Linked DNA regions of Homo sapiens: all the other regions are linked to region 2. Evidence: read pairs that join two places in POLR2A ChIA-PET (ENCODE). Cell type or tissue: MCF 10A. All regions are shown on one strand.

Evidence for each region. Peaks named below come from ENCODE experiments on the same cell type or tissue, not always from the same donor. Only the 100,000 strongest peaks of a DNase experiment are listed, where the experiment ranks them.
Region 1: POLR2A ChIA-PET joins it to region 2 with 10 read pairs; 5 of 35 experiments call an interaction of 5 or more read pairs at or near these places.
Region 3: POLR2A ChIA-PET joins it to region 2 with 16 read pairs; 5 of 35 experiments call an interaction of 5 or more read pairs at or near these places.

The regions. Positions count from the first base shown.
Region 1 is chr5:96,572,089-96,574,588 of GRCh38, forward strand. All of the region lies in intron 4 of LOC101929710 (a long non-coding RNA gene), which reads left to right. It also overlaps a transcript of CAST not described here. Among named protein-coding and RNA genes, the nearest start is that of CAST, 89 kb to the right of the region's middle. In MCF 10A, no CTCF peak of the experiment used is centred here; a DNase peak (open chromatin) is centred at 993.
Region 2 is chr5:96,508,799-96,511,298 of GRCh38, forward strand. All of the region lies in intron 4 of LOC101929710 (a long non-coding RNA gene), which reads left to right. It also overlaps a transcript of CAST not described here. Among named protein-coding and RNA genes, the nearest start is that of PCSK1, 77 kb to the left of the region's middle. In MCF 10A, no CTCF peak of the experiment used is centred here; DNase peaks (open chromatin) are centred at 773 and 1,393.
Region 3 is chr5:96,564,914-96,567,413 of GRCh38, forward strand. All of the region lies in intron 4 of LOC101929710 (a long non-coding RNA gene), which reads left to right. It also overlaps a transcript of CAST not described here. Among named protein-coding and RNA genes, the nearest start is that of CAST, 96 kb to the right of the region's middle. RefSeq lists a silencer at 1,198-1,398. In MCF 10A, no CTCF peak of the experiment used is centred here; a DNase peak (open chromatin) is centred at 1,138.

The sequences.
Region 1 (2,500 bases), 63 kb after region 2:
ACAGATGTAGAAAATGAGACTCAGAGAGGTAAAATAATTTGCCCAAAATATATGCACACAATAGGTTGCAGAACTAGGATTTGAACGTGGCTCTTTCCGATGACACAATTTGTGCTATTTTTTTTTTTTTGAGATGGAGTCTCACTGTGTCTCCCAGGCTGGAGTGCAGTGGCACGATCTCGGCTGACTGCAACCTCTGCCTCCTGGGTTCGAGCAATTCTCCTACTTCAGCCTCCCGAGTAGCTGGGATTACAGGCACACACCACCACACCCAGCTAATTTTTGTATTTTTGGTAGAGACGGGGTTTCGCCATGTTGGCCAGGCTGGTCTCGAACTCCTGACCTCAGGTGATCTGCCCACCTCGGCCTCCCAAAGTGCTGAGATTACAGGTGTGAGCCACTGCACCCTGTCCCAACTTGTGCTATTTTTATAACACTTCACTTTGTGCAAAAGCTATAGGTCAGGCTAGTTTAATATCCTTCAAAACTATAATGCTAAAGAGAGTACTTAAAGGAAATGATTTAATGACGCTTTAGTGTTGGACTTGGTATCTCCTGGCCTTTTCTTCCATCTCCTACCTCCTCCCAATTACATCTGACTTGGGCATCAAAACAAGACTCGCCTGGGTCCCTGGGCTGAAAAATAAAGCTTGCTTGTGCTGGTCTCTACACCTTGGGCAGGCTTTCTCTTTCCTCAGGCATGTGAGGAAAGCAGAACAGCCACAAGTCTATCAGAGCTGAGGGAGCTAGCTGTGTGTTTGTCTACCAAGTGTTGGCAGTCCTGGGAAGTATGGATGCACAGCATCATGCACAACCTGGTGGGACTCAGTAAGACAAAAGGAAGGAAGGTTAAGTGAGTAACAAGTGTGTTCACAACAAGATAGAAGTAAACCAGGCAGGGAGTCCAGTGTTGACAGGAAGAAGTTACTCGATGACTAATTGGAGAGAAGGACAAAGCTATGATACTGAAGGACAAGAAGGAGCAATGCATGATGTAAGTAACTGTGTGGTTGCTGAGTCTACCCCATAAGGTAGTTGTTTACCTTTTATGGTTTATGTTCTTGGATTGTGCACTGGGTTTGATGACTCAACTGGGTAAGGGCCAGATGGTTTTCTAATGTATCTTTTGTCTCCAGAAGGACAGAAATTTGAGCTTTAAGGCATCTTGAGTTACCTTGAAATGTAATTTTTTCTTGTTTTTTTTGTTTTATTTTTTATGCTTTGTTATTGAGGCATAATTTACATTAAACGACATGCACAAGCCAGACATGGTGGCTCACACCTGTAATCCCAACACTTTGGGAGGCTGAGGCAGGAGGATTGCTTGAGTTCAGGAGTTCGAGACCAGCCTGAACAACATAGTAAGACCTCGTCTCTACAAAATAAATAAAAAAATAAATGATTAGCTAGTGTGATCGTGCATGCCTGTAGTCCCAGACACTTAGGAGGCTAAAGTAGAAGAATGGCTTGAGCCCAAGGAGATCAAGGCTGCAGTGAGCTATGATCATGCCATTGCACTCTAGCCTGGGTGGCAGAGCAACACCCTGTCTCAAAAAAAAAATGACATGCACAGATCATAAATGCACAGTTTGGTGAATGCTGACATAGGCATATCCATATAACTCACACTGCAAACAAGATAGAGAATATTTACATAAATTTAAACAGTTCCCTTGTGCCCCTTCTCAGACAATCCAACTTTCTCAAACAACCACTCTTCTGATTTCCTCATGAGGGATGATTTTTGCCTGTTTTAGAACATCATATAAATGGAATCATATAGTATATTCTTTGTTTCTGGCCTGTTTTGATTATTATAATGTTTTTGAGATCTTCTATGATTTGTCTTCAGTATTTGATTCATTTTTATTGCTACGTAGTATTCCATTGGAAATACACCAAATTTGTTATCCAAACATCACACATTTGCCCACTTTCTTTTTTTTTTTTTTTTTTTTTTTTTTTTTTTTTTTTTTTTTTGAGACGGAGTCTCGCTCTGTCGCCCAGGCCGGACTGCGGACTGCAGTGGCGCAATCTCGGCTCACTGCAAGCTCCGCTTCCCGGGTTCACGCCATTCTCCTGCCTCAGCCTCCCCAGTAGCTGGGACTACAGGCGCCCGCCACCGCGCCCGGCTAATTTTTTGTATTTTTAGTAGAGACGGGGTTTCACCTTGTTAGCCAGGATGGTCTCGATCTCCTGACCTCATGATCCACCCGCCTCGGCCTCCCAAAGTGCTGGGATTACAGGCGTGAGCCACCGCGCCCGGCCTCATTTGCCCACTTTCTAATTGGATTGATTCATTTTGTTCTGTTGGGTTTTGATAGCTTTTTTGTGTATCTTAGGTACTAGTCATTTATTGAACATACGGTCTGCTAATCTTTTCTCCATTGTGTAGCTTGTCTTTCATCTTTTTTCAACATGGGCTTTCACATAGCAATCGTTTTTATTTTGATGAAGTTCAATGCATCAATTTTTCCTTTTATGGATTGTATTTCATGCA
Region 2 (2,500 bases):
GTAAAGTGAAACATGGCAGAGTAGTTAAGGGTGCAGACTTATTAACTAAAATGGAGGGGAGAAAATATTGCCTTTGCTACTTCCCAATCATGTGACCTGAAGTAAGTTGCTTATCCAATCTATGTCTCACTTCCTTGCTTGTAAAGAGGAATTTAGAATAATAACATTTTCTATTTCAGATGGTTGTTTTGAGAGCGATTTAAACAGTTAATACATGTGCTTAAAATCGTCAGGCCACAGGTAAGTGATATCATTGTCATAGGTGTAAAATTATCTTTCAAAGTGAATCCTAAAATATTCTCCATTGTAATTTTGAAGTTTCTAAATCTGTAATTTAAAGATAAAATACTTTAAATAATCTCTGTCACACATCGTGCAAAAGAGAAACAGCAATTACGATCAGCAAAGAACAGACCCAGTAAATAGCCAAGAGGGCTACAATCTGAGGAATAGGTCTTTGCAACCGGTGAAGTGACTGATCCATGCTTCCCTGCAGCACAACAACGGAGGTGTCAGGGTTAATTATTGTAAACTATCTAGTGGTTCAAATCCAATTTTAAATGGTCTGGATGTGTATAAGGCTCTGAATTTTAATTTGTCTTTGAAAAAGTACTATCTCAATTTTTAAAATCCCCCTGAGCTCTGTGACTCATACCACCAGAAATCTGACCTTTCAACCAAAGGGGGAAAAATCTAAGTTGTTACCTCGACAACAAAAGGTAAGCAGGATGCTTTGAGCTCTGGTGCTTCTGCTATAAATAATCCATCTTTGGCCAAAGAAATATAACATGAGCATGGAGGGGAATAACCTGGATTGGCTATGGGAACAGTCTGCATTTCAGGAGATCATTTTAATCACAACTTTTAGGAATCATTCCCAGAGGCACTTTTGTGGCAATTAACCAAGAAATCAATAAGAAGGAATGAATTCAATTTCTAAAACGGAATTTACACAAATCAAGACTGATAATGCTTTTTCATGTGAGAAATTTCTCTGTATGTATTTGTACCGTTGTCTAACTTCTGTTGTTTTTCTTTAAAATAATTGTTCTCTGGTTTCCCAACAACCTCTAAACCAGAACAAAGAGATGCTAACAATGAACTTTGGTCCTTTAGCTGTAATTTACACGGTCTTACCCTACACAGTAGCAGGAAAGAAACAGCAATAAAGTTGGAGGACTTTTATAACGTTGTGGATTTTTTTTTAAAAAAATAAGAAATCAAAGTCCTCTTTTGGTAGAAAGTCACAATATACTATTGAATTTTTTTAACCCAGCTGTACACATGGATAGATTTAAGATTTATAGTTGTGATTATCCTTTTGCTTGCTGACGTAAATTAGTCTTCTGGGAAGTCCAAGTTATTTCTCAATAAGCTGTAATAGTCTGTGAGTCAGAGTAGGTGCTGCTGATGAGTCTTGCAGGATTTATAGGAAGGCAACTGAGAAATTGAGGGGCACATTCATCCAATGGCCTTTGGAAATAGTGCATAAAAATATTTCCTGAATAAGAGTCTTTGCTCCAGTAGATTCTAGCTGCTTTTCAGTAAATACAATTCACCCAGGAAAATTTCCTAAAGTAACCTTCCAGTTTGATGATATTCTCCACGATTATTAATGTTTCTTATTATTGTAGCAGGGTGAGAATATCTACGCTGAAGCTCTGGTGAGCAAAATAGGATAATGGTTTGTTTTTTTCCCACCGATCTTGTTTTGTTCTTAAGTTCCTACTCTTGATGATACAAGGGGACTGCTCTAGATTAAAAGACACTTAAGAGACATAATAACAAAATGCAGTATGTGGATTAAATCCCCATTCAAACAAGCCAACTGCAGAAAGGCAATCCAAAACAATCAGGGACATTTAATATGAACTGTATATTAGATAATTCTTGAAACAATTGTTAATTGTTTAAGATGTGATAACAGCACTGTGGTAATGGTTAAAATTGCCTATATTTTTTGACATGCACACTGACGTTTGTACGAATAAAATGACATTATGTCTGATATTTGATATTAAATATTCTATCCAAAAAAAGGGGTGGATTATAGAAAAAACAAGACTGAGAAAAATCTAGAATATGAGTGAGGTGTATGTGGGGTTTATTATACTATTTAATTTATGTGTATCTTTGAAAACATTCATCATTTTTTACAAGTCTCTTCCAGCCTAAAACTGTCCCTCTCTCCTCTCTCTGATTCTAATCCACTCCTGGCTTGTGTGGTCCACACTGTGGCTCTCAGCCACTGTCACATTGCTCCTCCCATAGCCTTTGTGTTTCTCCTTCATGAGTTAGTAAAACAACAAAACAAAACAAAAAACACATACAAAAAAACAAAGACTATATTCTTTATTTATTTTTTTAGACGGAATCTCGCTCTGTCACCAGGCTGGAGTGCAGTGGTGCGATCTCAGCTCACTGCAACCTCTGCCTCCCGGGTTCAAGTGATTCTCCTGCCTCAGCCTCCTGAGTAGCTGGGACTACAGGCGCCCGCCAC
Region 3 (2,500 bases), 56 kb after region 2:
AAAGTCACCTATTCTGCGAAGTATCTATGAGCTCACCCAGGCAGAGTGGAGTCAGTAAAAAGTGAATTAAGCTATGCCCTTAGTTTACTTTTTTAATTAAAATTCTAGGTAGATCAAAATAAATAAATATTTTAAAAATTAAAGTATAAAAACACATGGGAAAGGTGTGTGTGTGTGTGTGTGTGTGTGTGTAAAGTATCAGAGTGGACAAGTCTTTTTAAGTGTAATGGAAAATTTAGAAGCAATTAATAAAAATTTTCCCACACTAAAAAAAATAGCCTCTCCTTAACTCTGAACTTTCAAAACATGCCCATACCTCAATTAAAATATATATCATATAGAGAGGATTTTAAATGATATGATAAATATGAAGAAATAAATATTTGAGGTGATAAATATGCTACTTAGCCTGATTTGATCATTCTACAAGGTATACATGTCTCGAAACATCACATTGTACCCACATATATATATATACAACTAATATTTTCCAATAAAAAGATAAAACAAGTAGTACATCACATGGCATTATAAGCATTTATTCATACACCCTTTTTCCCTCCTTATTGGACACATCCCCAAATCATACTGTGAATGACTAGGGTACAAATTAGCAACTACACATGCTATTTAACATGATCCTTGGACCACTATAATTATTCTGCAATTAAATGAATGAGTGAATAAATGAAGTGGTACTGGGTCCACTCAGTGTAAGCATTTAAATCAGTGGTCCCCTGGGTGAGCTGGGAAGGGGACACTGAAAATAGACAATCTAATTTTTCCTAAGGCAGCCCGCCAGGCTAGAGAACGTATAGGAGAAGACCGTGAGGGGAACAGCCATCTCCCCATGAGATGTACCGGGCAGAAGGGAATACCTGCTCTCCTACAGGGTAATTGGTGCTCAAATCAACCTAGAAATCCTATATTCTCTCTTCCTTTTAGTAGAAAGCCTCTCTGCCTGGCTAGAATTTCAACAGGCATATTTCCAACTGGCTTTATTATCGTGACCCAGATATAAATATCATGGCAGGAGCCCATGAGGTGGGAGCACAATTTATCCTAACTGAAAATAGAGGCGGAGAATCATCAGCCCTAGTATCCCTGATACTAGAGTGAGGTTTCCATAGCAACCAGCTGAGTCACTAATGAAAAAGAACAGTTGCACTATGACTAGGCTGACATTCTGTGACATTCTCTTATTTTACTGTAGCTCTAATGATGTCTTCAGTGGGAATGACAGAGAGAAAAGGTTCTGACCTCTCAATTAAACCTGTAGCTGACTTGACACGCTCTGCCTTTAGCCTAATGAACGTGAATTTCTGTGTGCAAATTCTGCCTTGGAGAAAAGCAACTTTGGAATTTGTCTGAATCATATATTAGACTTGTTGATTCCATTGTTCCTTTAATGTAGTCCCTTCTTTTCCAAATTAAGATGGAAACAGATGGGTCCCAAAAGCAAAACAGGAAGGGAAGACATTAGTGAAAAGACGTGACAAGGTGATGCTAATCTATCACTGATGACGCAAAATTGAAGAAAACAACCAGAAGTGGTTCTCTCCCTTCTTCAAACAGGAGGAACCACAGGTTATAAAGCAAGAAAGCTAGGAATCTGCAAAGATGGAGGGGACCTGCTGAAGACAAGGTCTGAGAGGTCCATGACCCACTGTATTCACTTACTAGTCACCATATTCAGAGCACTGAGCTAGGCACTACAGGGTGTTGCAAAGCAGAATACCTCAAGTCATTTAAAGTCTAAAACTAAAGGAGGGGTGAGATAGATTCGCAATTTTAAAATGCACACAAACTACACATGACCCCTTCTGCTGACAAGAAACATATACAGAAACCAGCACATTGATGATACAAGTTTTAAAAATTCAAATTAATAAAATAAAAAACTGCCACAACTTTGAGCATAGAAATGGAGTTTTAAAATAATCAAGATGGTCATTGAGTTTGTAAAACACTGAGAGTGCTTTACTTATGTTTTAGTTTCGTTTTGCTTTGTTTTGTTTCAAATGTACTTGTTTGCAAACACGTACCAACTTGTTTTAAGCCCAGCATTGGGTTCCTTTCATCTGCACAAGAAGGGCCACGAGGGCTGGTGTCAGCATTTGCTGCAAATTATATGGGAGTTTCTGCATTTGAGTGTAGGCATCTGCATCTCCTTATCAGCAGAAAAGAAGAGAGCTCATTCATTATTAAAACAGCCTTCTAGCTACTCTCTTTCCTCAGCACAACACTGCCAGACAAATTTTCTTAGTCTAAGTAAGACTTGAATCACGTTTTTCCTCTCCTCAAGATCTTAATTTACTGCTTTCTGCATGGCACTCTCCTAGTTAAGAAGAGATGATGGTTCCACATTACAAATCAAACCACACCCAACTCTGCTGCTTGATTTATAACGCGCCCAACAGCTTCGCCTCAGCATATCTATCCATGCATATTTCCTATGCCTCCCCAGTGGTAGTCCTTCCTTCCTGCCAGACCGTCTCTT